Regions from separate parts of the Homo sapiens genome. Here all the other regions are linked to region 1. Evidence: read pairs that join two places in POLR2A ChIA-PET (ENCODE). Cell type or tissue: PC-9. All regions are shown on one strand.

Evidence for each region. Peaks named below come from ENCODE experiments on the same cell type or tissue, not always from the same donor. Only the 100,000 strongest peaks of a DNase experiment are listed, where the experiment ranks them.
Region 2: POLR2A ChIA-PET joins it to region 1 with 5 read pairs; 1 of 35 experiments calls an interaction of 5 or more read pairs at or near these places.
Region 3: POLR2A ChIA-PET joins it to region 1 with 5 read pairs; 2 of 35 experiments call an interaction of 5 or more read pairs at or near these places.

The regions. Positions count from the first base shown.
Region 1 is chr16:57,957,251-57,962,250 of GRCh38, forward strand. CNGB1 (cyclic nucleotide gated channel subunit beta 1) reads right to left here. Exons shown (of 33, transcript NM_001297.5): 8 at 3,590-3,665; 9 at 3,232-3,280; 10 at 2,638-2,815; 11 at 1,160-1,235; 12 at 91-127. Among named protein-coding and RNA genes, the nearest start is that of CNGB1, 11 kb to the right of the region's middle. In PC-9, no CTCF peak of the experiment used is centred here; DNase peaks (open chromatin) are centred at 551 and 2,031.
Region 2 is chr16:57,385,545-57,390,544 of GRCh38, forward strand. No RefSeq gene overlaps it. Among named protein-coding and RNA genes, the nearest start is that of CX3CL1, 16 kb to the left of the region's middle. In PC-9, no CTCF peak of the experiment used is centred here; a DNase peak (open chromatin) is centred at 3,067; H3K27ac peaks cover 638 bases.
Region 3 is chr16:57,594,501-57,599,500 of GRCh38, forward strand. All of the region lies in intron 1 of LOC105371291 (a long non-coding RNA gene), which reads right to left. It overlaps LOC107984889 (a long non-coding RNA gene), which reads left to right and starts at 855. Exons shown (of 2, transcript XR_001752212.2): 1 at 855-974; 2 at 2,993-3,647. In PC-9, no CTCF peak of the experiment used is centred here; no DNase peak of the experiment used is centred here.

The DNA of each region.
Region 1 (5,000 bases):
ACAGCCCCCCTGCCCACATACAGTCAGACCCAAGGACACCAAGCAACCCTTCCTAATATGTACATGGGGACTCAGTAATGTGTCACTTACTGGTCTGCACATCACATATCCCAGGGGAGTCAGGCTCCTGCATGGAGAGAGAAAAAAGGGAAAATCCTGCCACGGCCTCTTCACCAGCCTCCCCGTTTCAGCCACACCTTCTAGCACGTGACCTTGACCCACCTCTCCGGGCCTTAGTTGTCCCATGGGATGGAGAAGAGAGTCCCTGCTGTGCCCAGGGCCAATGAAGGATTTGAGGTGGGGGGAGGGGGCTTTGAGAGCTCGAGCCTTGGCTCAAGTGAAGCAAGGTGGGGGTGACCCCAGACAGCCACAGCAGCGGCACCTGCTCAGAGGAGCCAGGCCGAGCTCTTGAGTGACACAAAGGCCCAGGACCTGGCCAGGCCTTCCTCTCTCTGGGGCCTAGACAGCTTTGTTTACGGAACTCTTTACCTCCATTCTCACAGCCCTGGGTATGAGAATGCAGGTAAAGAGTTCTGTAAACAACTGACCATTGGTCAGCTGGGACAACTGCAGTTCTGAGAGGGCCAGAGCTGAGGCCACACAGCCAGGAGAGAGATTAGGCCTCCCACCTCCCAGTTCCAGGTGCTTCTATAAAGACGTCCAATTGCACCCAAGAAAAAAGGGCCAGGTTCCCGGTTCTTGAGGAAGGAAAAGAAGGGGTGACAGAGCTCATGAGCGCTCCCCCTGGCCACTCATGTTGGAGCCCTAGGCTATCAGGAATGCACATAGGGCTGCCGGCTCCTGTGAGCCTTACTTCTTCCCAGAATCTAGGTATCTCTCATTTCTGGACCTTTGCACATGCTTGGAGGCCACCTCCACTGGGAAGCCCTTCTTGATGCTCCCAGGAGGCTCCACTTCTGTGCCCCATATCCTCTCTGCTCCCCCACGGAAGCACCTCCCCCGCTGACTGTGAACTCCTGGCAGGTGGGGCTGGGCCAGCATGTCTCAGGGAGTGGGTGGAATGAACGTGGGCCATGCAGACAGGAAGGCTGGGGGAGCTGGGCTTCTGCCACAGGGCCAACCATCCTCCTCCTTACCCAAGTTCCCAAGACCCCTCCCACCACCACCAGGGCCACCACTCCATGAGCCCAGCACTGACCTGTTCCCCTATTTTCCCATGTAGCACTGGCTGCGGCAAGGCCATCTCCAGCCTGTGCAGGACCCATGCCACCAGCCTGCAGGTGGGAGAGAGTGTGCGGTGTCCAGGTGGGAAGGGTCATGGGTAAACTGAGGCTGGAGTCAGCTCGTTCCCAAGGCAGAAAACAAGCCTGCCAAAAGGCAGAGCCTGCCAGGAGCCAGAGCCCAGGTCTCCAGCCCTGAAGACCATTCTCCCCCCTCTCCACCCTCCCTCGGTGCTCTGGCTATTGTTCAGGCCCTAGCAGGTAGCTCGGCCTCCCCCCACCCTCCCACCCGTTCTCGGAAGGGAGTGCACTTTGGGCATCTCACACATGGAATGTGGCAATACCTGTCCCGATTTCCTTCCCTCCTTCCCTTCTTTTTTCTCCCATCTTTCTTTCTTGACTTGGTGGCCCAGGCTGATGTGATCATATCTCACTCCTGTCTCAGCCCCCTGAGTAGTTGGGACTACAGGCACATGCCATCATGCCCAGCTTTTTTTTTTTTTTTTTTTTAATTTTTTGTAGAGATGGAGTCTTTCTATATTGCCCAGGCTGGTCTCGAACTCCTGCTGCCATGGCTTCCCAAAGTACCGGGATTACAAGCATGAGCCACTGCACCCAGCCTGTATCCCATTTTAAATATATGTATCCTTTGGCCCAGGAACTCCATTTCCACTTATTTATCCTCCAGATTTACTTGTGCGTGAACCCAATGATGCATGCACGGGTTATTGACTGTGGCAAAAGAGTGAAAACAAATGTAAATGTCCACTGAGTGGTTAAATAAAAACTGGTGCATCCATTTAATGCAGCTGTTCAAGAAAGAATGCAGTAAGACCTGTGTGAATAAAAGCACTTCTAAGACACATTTTTCAGGTTAAGAAAAAAAAAAAAGAGGAAGCAGGCCAGGCCGGGTGGCTCATGCCTATAATCCTGGCACTTTGAGAGGCCAAGGCGGTCAGATTGCTTGAGGTCAGGAGTTTGAGACTAGCGTGGCCAACATGGCGAAACCCCGTCTCTACTAAAAATACAAAAGTTAGCCGGGCACCTGTAATCCCAGCTACTCAGGAGGCTGAGGCAGGAGAATCACTTGAACCCAGGAGGCAGAGGTTGCAGTGAGCAGAGATTGCACCACTGCATTCCAGCCTAGGAGACAGAGCGAGACTCGGTCTCAAAAAAACAAACAAACAAACAAACAAAAAAGCAAAGTGCAGACGAGTATGTATAGTTTGCTCCTGTCAGGTGTGTGTTGAAGAAAAGAAAAGTACCCAAAGCTTGAAAGCTTGGACGTGCATAGAAAATGTGGGAAAGGGCACGAAGCTGATGTGGCTGCCTTGGGAAGGAGGCTGCACACATCCAGTTGAATTTTCTTCCAGGTTTCCAGGAGGTTGGGTGTTAGGCGGGGACAAGGTGCTCATCCTGCTCCCTGGTGGGAGGCGCTGCATTGAGGGTGGCTCACCTGGCAGGGTCCCTGGTTGGTGGCAGGGAGGAGGTCTGGGCCTGGGAGCCGGGCTGGGGCTCTGGAGCTGGTGCCTCCTTGGGTTCCTCCTTGGGCTGCAGGGGGATGGGTGTGGGCAGGGAGGGGGTCTCCCGGGCCTGCAGCTTGGGCCCCATTTCCTGGGGGCGTCCTGGAGGCGCTAAGCAGCGGGGAAAGCAGGAGCTAGAGACGCCATCCCTTGAGGGCTTCCTCCAACCCCTCAAGGGCACGGGGCCAGATTCGAGTCGCTAACAGGACTGAATGGGGAGCCCTTTGGGACCACCTCACCCATCCCAATCCTCAAACAGACCAGACAGACAAGGGAACTGAGACCCAGGGAGGGGAAGAGACTTACCCAAGACCCACAAGTCTGTTCCAGGACACTGGCTTCCCAGCCTGGACTGGGGAGGGGATTCTGGTGTCCCCGCCAACAGCCTGCTCCAGGCAAGCCCTGAACCCCGTCCTAGTCTGGGTGGGGGCTAAGGGCCTCTGGGGGATCCTCCAGGGCCCAGTTGATCCCTGAGCCCAGCCCGTGACCATCCCAGGCAGCCCCCTCCCGAGCTCCCCTCCCTGTACCTGGGTCTGAGGCAGCACCTGTAGCAACTGCAGGCTCATCTCTCCAGACCTGGGTGACAAACAGGGCGCAAGGTCATGGGCCATAGCAAGCTCTGTGCGCTTCCCCAACCGCCACTACCAGCTGTGTCCTGGCCCAAGGCGGGTGAGCCGGGGATGGGGGTGGGGGGTGTCTCTCCTTCTGAATCCCGGCCCCCTCTCACAGTCACTCCTCCCCATAGAGGACTCTCCAAAGTGGGGCATCGCCCCCTCATGAGTTCTGGGGTGGGTGGGGACAGCCTGCTGGAGGAGGCAGTCCCTCCTGGGGCCCCAGAAGCCCCCCCATATACTCAACTCCCTGCCTCTCCCTTCCTTGGCTCACCTCAGAGGATTTGGGGGGCTGAGGAAGCACTCTTTCCAGATTCTGCTCCAGCCACAGAAGCAGCCGCAGCCCAGGCCTGCAGAGGGGCCAGTGATCAGCAGAGTGCCCTGAGGGAACCGGCCAGCGCACTAACAGCCCACCTCGGGGCCAGGCCTCAACCAGCCATTCCGTGCCCTCCAATCCTGTTCTGCACAGTGGGGGCCTTGTCCTGGAAACTCTCAAAGGGCCCCAAGCGGGTGGGGAAATCCTGTCAGCCTCCATTTCTGAGCCAGGGCTGGACCAGGCTCTGGAACCACAGCCATGGCCTCCTGGGGCAGCAGGGGAGAGGCAAGAGCCGCTTGAGGACCTGAATGCAGCCCTGGGGGCTCCCTGTGCTGGAACAGACAGGGCTGGCTGGCTGTACAGGAGTGTGACCTGTGCCATCACACAAAGCCTTAGACTTAGAAGGACCTGGTTTTGGTTTCATACTCTGCTGTCACAGTCTGAAAACATTTTAAACAAACTTTTAAGGGGCCTGCATTTGCATTTTGCCCTGGGCCCCACAAATTATGTGGCTGGTCCTAAGATCAAGCATTGGATCCCAAATCCATCTGGCCTCTGGGAAGCTCCACTCTCTTCAGAGAAGCACCATGTTCCCAGGACAACCGGTTCCCCCAAGTATGGCCCAAAAGAAGGCTGGTGAGTCCTCTAGGTGCCCTCATCCTAAATTGCTTTAGTGGTCCCAGGAATCAGCTGCATATGTCTCAGAAGGAAGTAGAGGACCAAAAGACACAGAGAGAGAGCTGCAGCAAGGAATGAATGAATGAATGAATGAATGAATGAATGAATGAGTGAATGAAGTGTGTGATTATATATACGTGTGTTCATTCATGCATTCATTTGTCCCATGTGTGCTGAGTCCTCACTCTGTGGCAGGTGCTGTGCTGGGCACCAAGGGTTCAGTAGTGACCAGGACAAAAGCCCCTGCCCTCAAGGAGCCAGCAGTCTAATGAATGAATGAGTGAAGGAACGAATGAATGGGGTGAATGGAAATGAATGCATGTCTCTGGATTTCCAGCAGAAACTACAAACTGGGAGCTTCAAGCTTACTTTGGAAGTCTACAGTGTCCTGAAAACTTCTTGACTAAAAATTGAGGGTTTTACATAAAAAGCTAGATTTCTAGCTTCTCTGGAAAACCTGGAGGATCTGGCCACACAGGGCCTAAACGCCAGCAAGGAAGAGGCAGTTGAAACCAAGCAGGGCCCCTTCTCGGAGCTCCCTGGCTCCCCTCTTCGCCACAGTCCCCCTGCCAGTCTGCCACCCTTACTGATGGGGCAGCCACCCCTCCCTGAGTCAGCTCTGAGAACTCAGACACTGAGGCCAGCCCAGGCACCCTGATGTCCCCCACAGTGATCCAAGCCCTGCTTCCAG
Region 2 (5,000 bases), 570 kb before region 1:
GTGGTGGCCCCTAAGCTCTTCAGTGTTCTGGGAAGCTTCATAAGAGCTGTTGTGTACAGTTGTGCAGGTTGGAAACTGCGCAAGGCTGCCACAGACCAAGTCCAGCCTACTGGTATCCAATATTTCATGAATGTTAGGATGCATCCTTTTCACACTGTGACATGTGTGGAATTGAGACTCGTTTTGTAATCAATGGCTTGTCACAGCTTAATTGGCAGGCTTTTTTTCTTTATTAGTAATTTGTTAAATATCAGAACATCTTACCATCAATCGTATCTTAGATTCAATGTCTACATGAATGGTGTTTTTTAGTAGGCAGGTCCAGGCAGCAGCTGCCATTTGAGATAGAGCAGGCTTGGGTCAGCAATCCCGTTTCCTACCATCCCCTCCACCTCCTGGATCTCCTGGACCTTGTGGCCACATCAGTTACCATTTATCATTGCTTTTCTTTTGTTTTTCTTATAGTGAGGATATTTTTCTCTGAGCCAAGTCTCCATCAAAAGTAGGTCAAAGGCTGGCGCGGTGCCTCACACCTATAATCCCAGCACTTTGAGAGGCCGAGGTGGGTAGAGCACTTGAAGTCAGGAGTTCGAGACCAGCCTGGCCAACATGGTGAAACCCTGTCTCTACTAAAACTACAAAAATTAACCAGGTGTCATGGCACACCCCAGTAATCCCACCTACTTGGGAGGCTGAGGCAGGAGAATGGCTTGAACTTGTGAGGCAGAGGCTGCAGTGAGCTGAGATCGCGCCACTGCACTCACTCCAGCCCAGGTGACAGCGAGACTCCGTCTAAAAAAAAAAAAAAAAGTAGGTCAAGGAAAGCCAGACCATGATGGGCACATGGCTTCTCTCATACCCTGCTGGCTTCCCTTGTTTCACTACCTGCTAAACCTCATAGATTCGGGCTTGTAGGAATCACTCTGCCTCTGTGCAATGCTGTAAATTGCGGCTCTCCCCCTGCCGTGAGCTCCCCCTGCTCTGCCCCAAACTCAAGCTTGTGTAGCTTTCGCCCCTTCCCACCCCCAGGAAGGAGCTCCACCGCAGGCCTGGTTCCAGCCCCCAAACTCTCCCTGCACACCACCCACCAGCAACACAAGACACCAACAGAGGCTTTGAAATGAAAAGATGTGTCTCTGTCTTTTCATCACATTCTTAGGTAAGATTGCAACCTTCTCAGCAGGCTCAGGATGAGAAGTAGGAGTGGGAGAGACTTGTATGCTGGCTCAGTCCAGAGCAATTCCCCAGGGATCCTGGAGTGTTTGTGTAGTTTCATTTTCTTTCAGTTTCAGAGCTAAATGTTAGCTGAAGCCATTCCCACAATTAATGCACAGTTTGAATGGGACCATTTTTTTGTTTTTTTGAGACAGAGTCTCACTCTGCCACCCAAGCTGGAGTGCAGTGGGTGATCTTGGCTCACGGCAGCCTCCACCTCCCAGGTTCAAGGGATTCTCCTGCCTCAGCTTCCTGAGTAGCTGGGACTACAGGCGCGTGCCACCATGCCCAGCTAATTTTTTTTTTTTTGTATTTTTAGTAGAGATGGGGTTTCACCACGTTAACCAGGATGGTCTTGATCTCCTGACCTTGTGATCCACCCCCCCTCGGCCTCCCAAAGTTCTGGGATTACAGGCATGAGCCACCACACCTGGCCCTTGACCTACTTTTGATGGAGACTTGGGCTCAGAGAAAAATATCCTCACTATAAGAAAAACAAGAAGAGCAATGATAAATGGTAACTGATGTGGGCACAAGGTATGGGGGATCCAGGAGGTAGAGGGGATGGTAGGAAACAAGAGAGCTGACCCAAGCCTGCTCTATCTCAAATGGCAGCTGCTGCCTGGACCTGCCCACTGTCACCCTGGGGGAGTACGGGTGTTATTATATAACATTAGTTATAAAATAATAGCAGACATTGTTCATGTAATGTTTACCATGTGCCAGGCAATGTGTGAAATTCTTTATGTACAATGATCCTCATCTTACTAGTGATGAAAGCAAGGCTCTCAGGTTGGGCGTGGTGGCTGAAGCCTGTGGTCCCAGCACTTTGGGAGGCAGAGGCCGGCAGATCACTTGAGCCCAGAAATTAGAGACCAGCCTGGGCAACATGGTGAAACCACATCTCTATAAAAATACAAAATTAGCTGGGTGCAGTGGCATGTGCCTGTAGTCCCTGTTACTTGGGAGGCTGAGGTGGGAGAATCACCTGAGCCCAGGGAGGTCAAGGCTGCAGTGAGCCATGATCATGCCTGTGCATTCCAGCCTGGACAAAAGAGCAAGACCCTGCCTCAAAAAAACAAAAAAAAAGAAACAGGGGAGACAGAGAGAGAGAGAGAGAGAAAGGGAGAGAGAGAGGAGGCAAGGAAGGAAGGAAGGGAGGGAGGGAAGGGAGGGAGAGGAAGGAAGGAGAGAGAAAGAGAAGAAAGAAAGAAAGAGATGAAAGAAAAAGAGGAAAGAAAGAAAGAAAAGAAAAAGAAAAGAAAGAAAGAAAAAGAGAGAAAGGAAAGAAAGAAGGAAAGGAAGAGAAAGAGAAAGAAAGGAAGAGAGAAAGAAAGAGAAAGAAAAGAGAAAGAGAGAAAGAAAGAAAGAAAAAGAAAAGAGAAAGGCTCTCAAATGACATGTGACTTGCTCAGGGTGAAGCAGCTTATAAGCAGCAGAGCAGGGATAGAACTCAAGGTCTTTCTCCAGAACTCAGCCTGAGCATTACAGAGAAAAGTGTGAGACACAGACTCTCAAAAGTGTAGGCTCCTGAGCCCCACTTCTGACCTGCTGAGTTCAGGCTTCAGGCGTGGGGGTCGCCCCTTCAAGCTGCACCATTCTCCCACCCCCGCCTCAGCCTCCTTCTCTCTCCTCTTCCTCAGTCCACCCTGCACTGCCTCCAAATTAGGGGATTTGATGCCTGTCCAAAGTTTTGGAGCCCACTGCACCGGACCACCGGCTCCCACCCCCCAAGGTTCTCAGGCCCTGAGCTTCTCACCCTCTGATCTTTGCCATTGAGTCCCCTGTGTCCTCTGTACATTCCCCAAAAGGGTGAGGCCAGACAGAAAAACACAGAAATGAATGGCTGGGAATTTCCTGCTTGAGGTTGAATAACAGGTGCCCGGAAGGCATGGTGTATTTGTGTGTATTGCGTGTATGTGTGTTGTGTGTGTGAGCATTATGTGTATCTGTGTAGTATGTGTGTATATGTGTAATATGTGTGTATATGTGTATATGTGTATTGTGTGCATGAGTGTAATATGTGTGTATATGTGTATATGTGTATCGTGTGTATGTGTGTAGTATGTGTGTATATGTGTATAGTGTATTGTGTAGTATGTGTGTGTATATGTGTGTGTGCATTGTGTGTATGTGTGTAGTATGTGTGTATATGTGTGTGTAGTGTATGTGTGTGGTATGTTTGTATATGTGTGTATGTGTATTGTGTGAATGTGTGTAGTGTGTCTGTGCATTGTGTGTATGTGTGTAGCATGTATATATGTGTGTATGTGTATTGTCTGTATGTGTGTAGTGTATGTATGCATGTGTTTATGCATATACGTATATGTGTATGTGTGTGCTGTGCATATGTGTGCATTGTACATATGTGTCGTGTATATATGTGTGTAGTGTATGTATGTATGTTTATATGTATGTGTGTATGTGTGTACTATGCATGTGTGTGTAGTGTGTGTATGCATGTGTATGTGTGTATTGTGCATGTGTGTGCATTTTGTGTATGTGTCGTGTATATGTGTGTATTCATGTAGTGTATGTATGCATGTGTTGTGTGTATGTGTGTATGCATGCATATGTGTATACTGTGCATGTGTGTGCATTGTGTGTATGTGTAGTGCATGTTTGTATGAGTGTGTGTAGTTTGCATATGCGAGTGTTTATGTGTATGTGTGTATATGTGTGTTCTGTGTGTATATGTGTCTGTGCTCTGCACATGTGTGTCTGTGTGTGTGCGCACATGCCCAGTTCCTCCCAGATGTACATAAGCGCTCAGGAGACCACCCGTGCCCTGTTCACTTCTGCTCAGACATGTGCTTTCCTGGATAAATAATGATTTAGCTGCAAAGACTTAAGAAAAGATCTACTGCCAGGCTGGCTTTCCTGAACTGGCAGCAAAGTTCAATGACTGAAACCCAAGCAGGATCTCTTTAATCATGCCAAACTGAGGTGGGGAGTGTGCCTCTGAACCCAGGAGAATTCCAGAGCAGCACATGTTTTGAAGAGATGCCCCTCTCTTACCTTCAGGGGATCCTGTTATCTTCAGAGGCCAGAATAGGATTATTTGCAATGAGCAATTTCTAGCAATGCAGGAGCAAAACATAACATGGGACTCCCTGGCTGCATGACTTTGGGCAGGTTACTTAACCTCTCTGGGTCTTGGTTTTCTCTGTTGTAAAATGGGAATAACAACAACTCATCTCAGGGGTGAAGGTATCATGAGATAACCCTTAAACATGTAGAAAAATGACATTCCCATAGTGAGCTCTCAATAAACAGACGTATGATCATGCAATAGATGTTTTCAAAGGGTTTGAAGTAACCTATTTATATTTGCTTTTGTTATTGGGTACCCAAACAAGACTATAGAATTATAAGATATCTATAAAGAAACGCAGTCTTCTTGGTTTTCAGTAAAGTAGGGTGAAGAAACATTATAGTGTCATTAACGAGAGCAGAATAATTTGTGACTGAGTGCAGTGGCTCACACCTGCAATCTTAGCACTTTGGGAGGCCAAGGCAGGAGGATTGCTTGAGGTCGGGAGTTTGAGATCAGCTTGGGCAGCATAGTGATACCCTATATATACAAAAAATAAAAAATTAGCCGGGCATGGTGGCACACATCTGTATTCCCAACTATACAGGATGTTGAGGCAGGAGGATTGCTTGAGCCAGGAGTTTGAGGTTACAGTGAGCTATGACTGCACCACTGCACTTCAGCCTAGGTGGCACAGTGAGACCCTGTTTCGAAAAATAAATAAATAAATTGATTAATTAAAAAATAATCA
Region 3 (5,000 bases), 360 kb before region 1:
ACTCCGTATGGCTAATTTGGGGAAATCTCATGGGTGGGTCGTGATGGCTCATTGTTATTTTAAGTTGTATTTCCATGGCATGTATTTATCGGCCAGTTGGATTTCCTCTTTTGAAGTGCCTATTCAAATGCTTTTCCAGCTTCTTATTGGGTCATTTGGCTCTATAGCAGACACATCTGGGGCCAGCATCACTCTGATTTCAGCCTCCATGTCATGGAGCCTCCCACTGCCAGAAAGCCAGTCTTTCCACATTCTACCCAGGGACTCATCCAACCATGTGGGAAAGCCTGGAATGGTGGAGAAATGCCCCAGCCTCCTGACCTTCATGGAAACAACCCTGGAACTCTCAGGGGTCTTGGAGGTCCCAAAGGAACCCAGTCTTCAGTACCTACAGCAGTGACCTTGACAATGCCCGTGAACTGGGTTTCTACCTCCCTCCCCCACCAACTCTGCTGCTGGCATGACCTTCTAGATATACTGCCTGTACCCAAGTCCTTGTCTCAGGCTCACTCTTCATTTCTTCCTTGTCGATTTGTAGGAGCTATTTATGTATTCTGAATAGTATTCCTTTGTCAGTTATATTATTGTCAATATATTCTCCCATTCTATGAGTTTTCTTTTTCACTTTTTTTTCCCTGCCGTCTTTTGACAAACAGACATTCTTTAGTTTAATATATTCTAATTGATTAAACTCTTACTTCTGGTTAGTGTTTTTTTGTGTTTTTTTTTTTTTTTTCAGAAATCCTTCCCTGCTCCAAAGTTTATGTTATGGCTTGGAAGTTTAATAGCTTTTCACCCTTAGGTCTTTAATTGATTTTGGTAACTGGTATGTGCTAGGGTCAAATTTCATTTTTTTTCCCGTAGGGATACCCAACTGTTCTAGCACCATTTATTGAAAAGTCAACTCTTCCTTCAATATTCAGAAATGTCACCTCTGTCATAAACCAGGCAGCCACATGTGTATTAGACTGCTGGTGAGTGCCCTATCTTGTATATTTCTGCATGTCTTAAATTAGTTCTCAATTAAGTTTTAGAATTTTATCTGGGTTTTGCACATTTCTAGTTAGATTTATTTCTCAGTACTTGATATATTTTGAAGTATTATAAATGATGGTCATATTAGTTATCATGGCCATGTAACAAATCACTCCAACACTCAGTGGCTAAAACAACAAAATTTATCTCCCCATTTTTGTGGGCCAGGAATCCAGGGGTAGCCTAGCTAAGTGGCAATGGCTCAAGGTCTCTTATGAGGTTTCAGTCAAGTTGGAGGACAGGGCTGAGGTCTCATCTGAGGGCCTGACTGTGGAGGTGATCCACAGGGCTGCCTCATGACATGGCAGCTAGCTTCACCCAGAGCAAGTGATCTGAGAGAGAGAGATAGTATCAGAGAGAGAGAGAGAGAGAGAGATAGTATTCAAGATGGAAGCCACACTCTTTATAACCTAATATCAGAAGAGACATCCCATTATTTCTGCCATATTCTATTCATTAGAAGTGAGGCACTAAATCCAGCCCATACAAGAAGATGAGATTACCCAAAGGTGTGAATACCAGGAGGTAGGGTTCACTGGGAGACTTCCTTAGAGGCTGCCTATTGCAGTGATTTTTTAAAAATCTTCATTTCCTGATTCTTATGGCTACTATATAATTTTACATAATTGTTATTTTTTTTTGAGATGCAGTCTCACTCTGTTGCCCAGGCTGGAGTGCAGTGGTGCCATCTTGACTTACTGCAACCTCTGCCTCCCAGGTTCAAGTGATTCTTGTGCCTCAGCCTCCTGAGTAGTTGGGATTACAGGCACATGCCACCATGCTCAGCTAATTTTTGTATTTTTAGTAGAGATGCTGTTTCACCATGCTGGCCAGGCTGGTCTTGAACTCCTGGCTTCAAGTGATCCACCTGCCTCAGCCTCCCAAAGTGCTGAGACTGCAGATATGAGCCACTATGTCTGGCCTCACAATGAAGTTTTAATATTGATTTTTGTATTCAGCAACCTCGCTAAACTCTCTCATTGAATATAATAGTTTATCTGTGGATCGCTTTGCATTTTTCATATACTCGTCATATCATCCGTGAATGATAAAGTTCATTTTTATCTTTCCAATCCTTGTATGTTTTATTTTATTTATTTTCCTTGGTACACAGGCCAGGTCTTACAGAACAAGAGTTTAACAGCTGTGGTAATAGTGAGCTTCCTTATCTTGTTGCCAATCTCCAAGGAAAAGTTTTTAACAGTTTCACCTGAAAGTATACTATCTGTTGTAGTGTTTCATATACCTGTATATTAGATCAGATATTATCAGATTTAGGGAGTTCCCTTCTGTTTCCAGTTTGCTAAGGGTTTTTGTTTGTTTTAAAATCATGAATGAATGTTGAATTTTGTCAAACATCTCTTTGCATATATTGCGATCATTATTAGAATTTTCTACTTTGATCTTTTAATGTCATGAATTACATTACTTTTTTTGGTAATGTAAAATATGTATTGCATTTGTTAAACCTAACATTATCCTTTTATATGTTACTGGATTTAGTTTACTAATTTTTTAAAAGAATTTTTGCATCTATGTTCTTGAGAAAGAGTAGCCTGTAATTTTTCTTTCTCATACTGTCTAGTTGGGTTTTGGTGTCAAGAGTATGCCAGCCTCATAAAACAAGTTTGAGTCTTCATAAGAGTTTGGGGCCAACTTGGAATTATTATTTATTCCTAGAATGTTTGGTATAACTTGCCAGTGGAACTGCCTGGCCTTAAGTTTTCACTGTGGGAAGATTTTTGAGTATAAATACAAATTCTATGTCTAGGACTGCTCAGAATTTCTATTTCTACTTATGTCAATTTAGGTAAGCAATGCTTTTCTAAGGCTTTTTATAAAATTTAAATTTATTGGCATAAAGTTGTTCACAATATTATCTTTTTATATAATTATGGTCATAATAATGTTCTCCTTTTTCTATCTGACATAGGTTATTTGTGCTTTTCTTTTCTAGTGTCTTCGTTATTTCTCCAGAGGTTTGCCAATTTTACTAATCTCTTCAAAGATCCAATTTTGATTTTTGTTCATTTTCTTAATTGTATGCTTACTATTTTATTAGCTTGTGCTTTGGTCTTCCGTATACTTTTTTTGGGGGGGGGTTGAATTTACTATTCTTTTTCTAAGCTCTTTGAAATGGATGATTAGCTCATTAATTTTAAGTCTTTACTCTTTTCTATTATATGCTATATATTTTCCTGTAAGTATTAACTTTAGAAAAATTTCCTACCAGCTTTGATATATATGATATTTTCATTATTATTCACTTCAAAATGTTTTTAGTTTTTAATTGTAACTTCTCTGTGATATAAAGAAGTATGACTTTAAATTTTCCACATTATGGGGATTTCCTAGTTTTTTTTTTATTGATTTTAGCTTAATTATATTGTGGTCAGATCAACATTACATGAATTAGAAATTTATCAAGATTTGTTTTAGGCTCAGAATATGAGCCAAATTTGTAAATGTTCTGCTTGAAACATGTATCTTACAACAATTGTGTGCAGTATTCTACATATGCTCATTAAGTCTAGTTTATTAACAGAGTTCTTCAAATCTTTTATACCCTTTTGTCTCGTTTTTAAAATTAAACTGAAAACGGTGTCTTAAAATCTTCTATTATGGCTGTTGATTCTTCCATAGTCCTATTAAGTTTTGCTTATATATTTTGAGATTATGTTGTAGGCACAAATTTAATATTGTTATGTCTTCCTAGGAACTTTTGCTATCTTTTCCTCTGGTTTTTGCCTTAAAGTTTATTTTGTCTTTCATGAATATAAATACTTACATCTGCCTTTGTGTGTGTGTGTGTGTGTGTGTGTGTGTTTGTTAGATTCAGGGAGTACATGTACTTGTTTGCTACATGGGTATTACACGTGTAATGGTGCAATTGGGCCTCTGGTATACCCATCATTCAAATATTGGACACTGTACCCCATAGGTGATTTTTCAACTTTCTCTTCACTAGTATTTTTACCTTATTACTTTAAACTTTATTCTTATGCTTTAAATGTATCTCTTCTTTTGTAAACACCATAATTCCCCTCCCCCCATTCCAAATCAAGTCTGAAATTCTTTGCCTTTTAACAGGAGCATTTAGTTCATTTACATTTAATGTATATGTAAATGTAAATACAGTGTATACTTTGTAAATGTTTAGAATTAAATCTATTACTTTAGCTTATCTGCTTATTCATTCTATTCTTTTTCTCTTCTGTCTGGACTTAAAAAATGATCTGCATATATTTTATCATTTAATTTTGTCCCTTAGCTTGTTTGAAATGACATACTGTTTCTATTCCTTTAGTGCAGGGATTAGAGACCTTTTCTCTGTAAAGGGCCAGATAATATATATTTTATGGTTTGTGGACCACAGTCAGTGGGTTTTTTTAGGGTCTGTGGGCCGAAGTCAGATTTTTTATAGCCATTTAAAAATCTAGAAACCATCCTTAGCTTGCAGGCTATATAAAAACAGGCTGAAATCTGTATTTAGCCCATGGGCCATAGTGTGTAACCTCTTCTAGTGTTCACTCTAGAAATTATAACATGCACACTTAACTTATCAAAGCCTACAATTAATGAAAACCTTTACCCCTCTGGACAACACATTGATATTAGAACATTTTGAGTCTATTGCCTTCCTAACCCCAATTCCTATGTTATGTTGTCTGGTATTTACATTTTATTCCAAACTCTACTAGATATGATCATTACTCTTTTTTTTTTTTTTTTTGAGACAGAGTCTTGCCCTGTTGCCCAGGCTGGAGTGCAATGGCACGATCTCGGCTCATTGCAACCTCCAAGGTTCCAAGGTTCAAATGATTCTCCTGCCTCAGCCCCCCGACTAGCTGGGATTACAGGTGCGTGCCACCACGCCCAGGTAATTTTTTGTGTCTTTAGTAGAGATGAAGTTTCACCATGTTGGCCAGGCTGGTCTCAATCTCTTGACCTCGTAATTTGCCCAC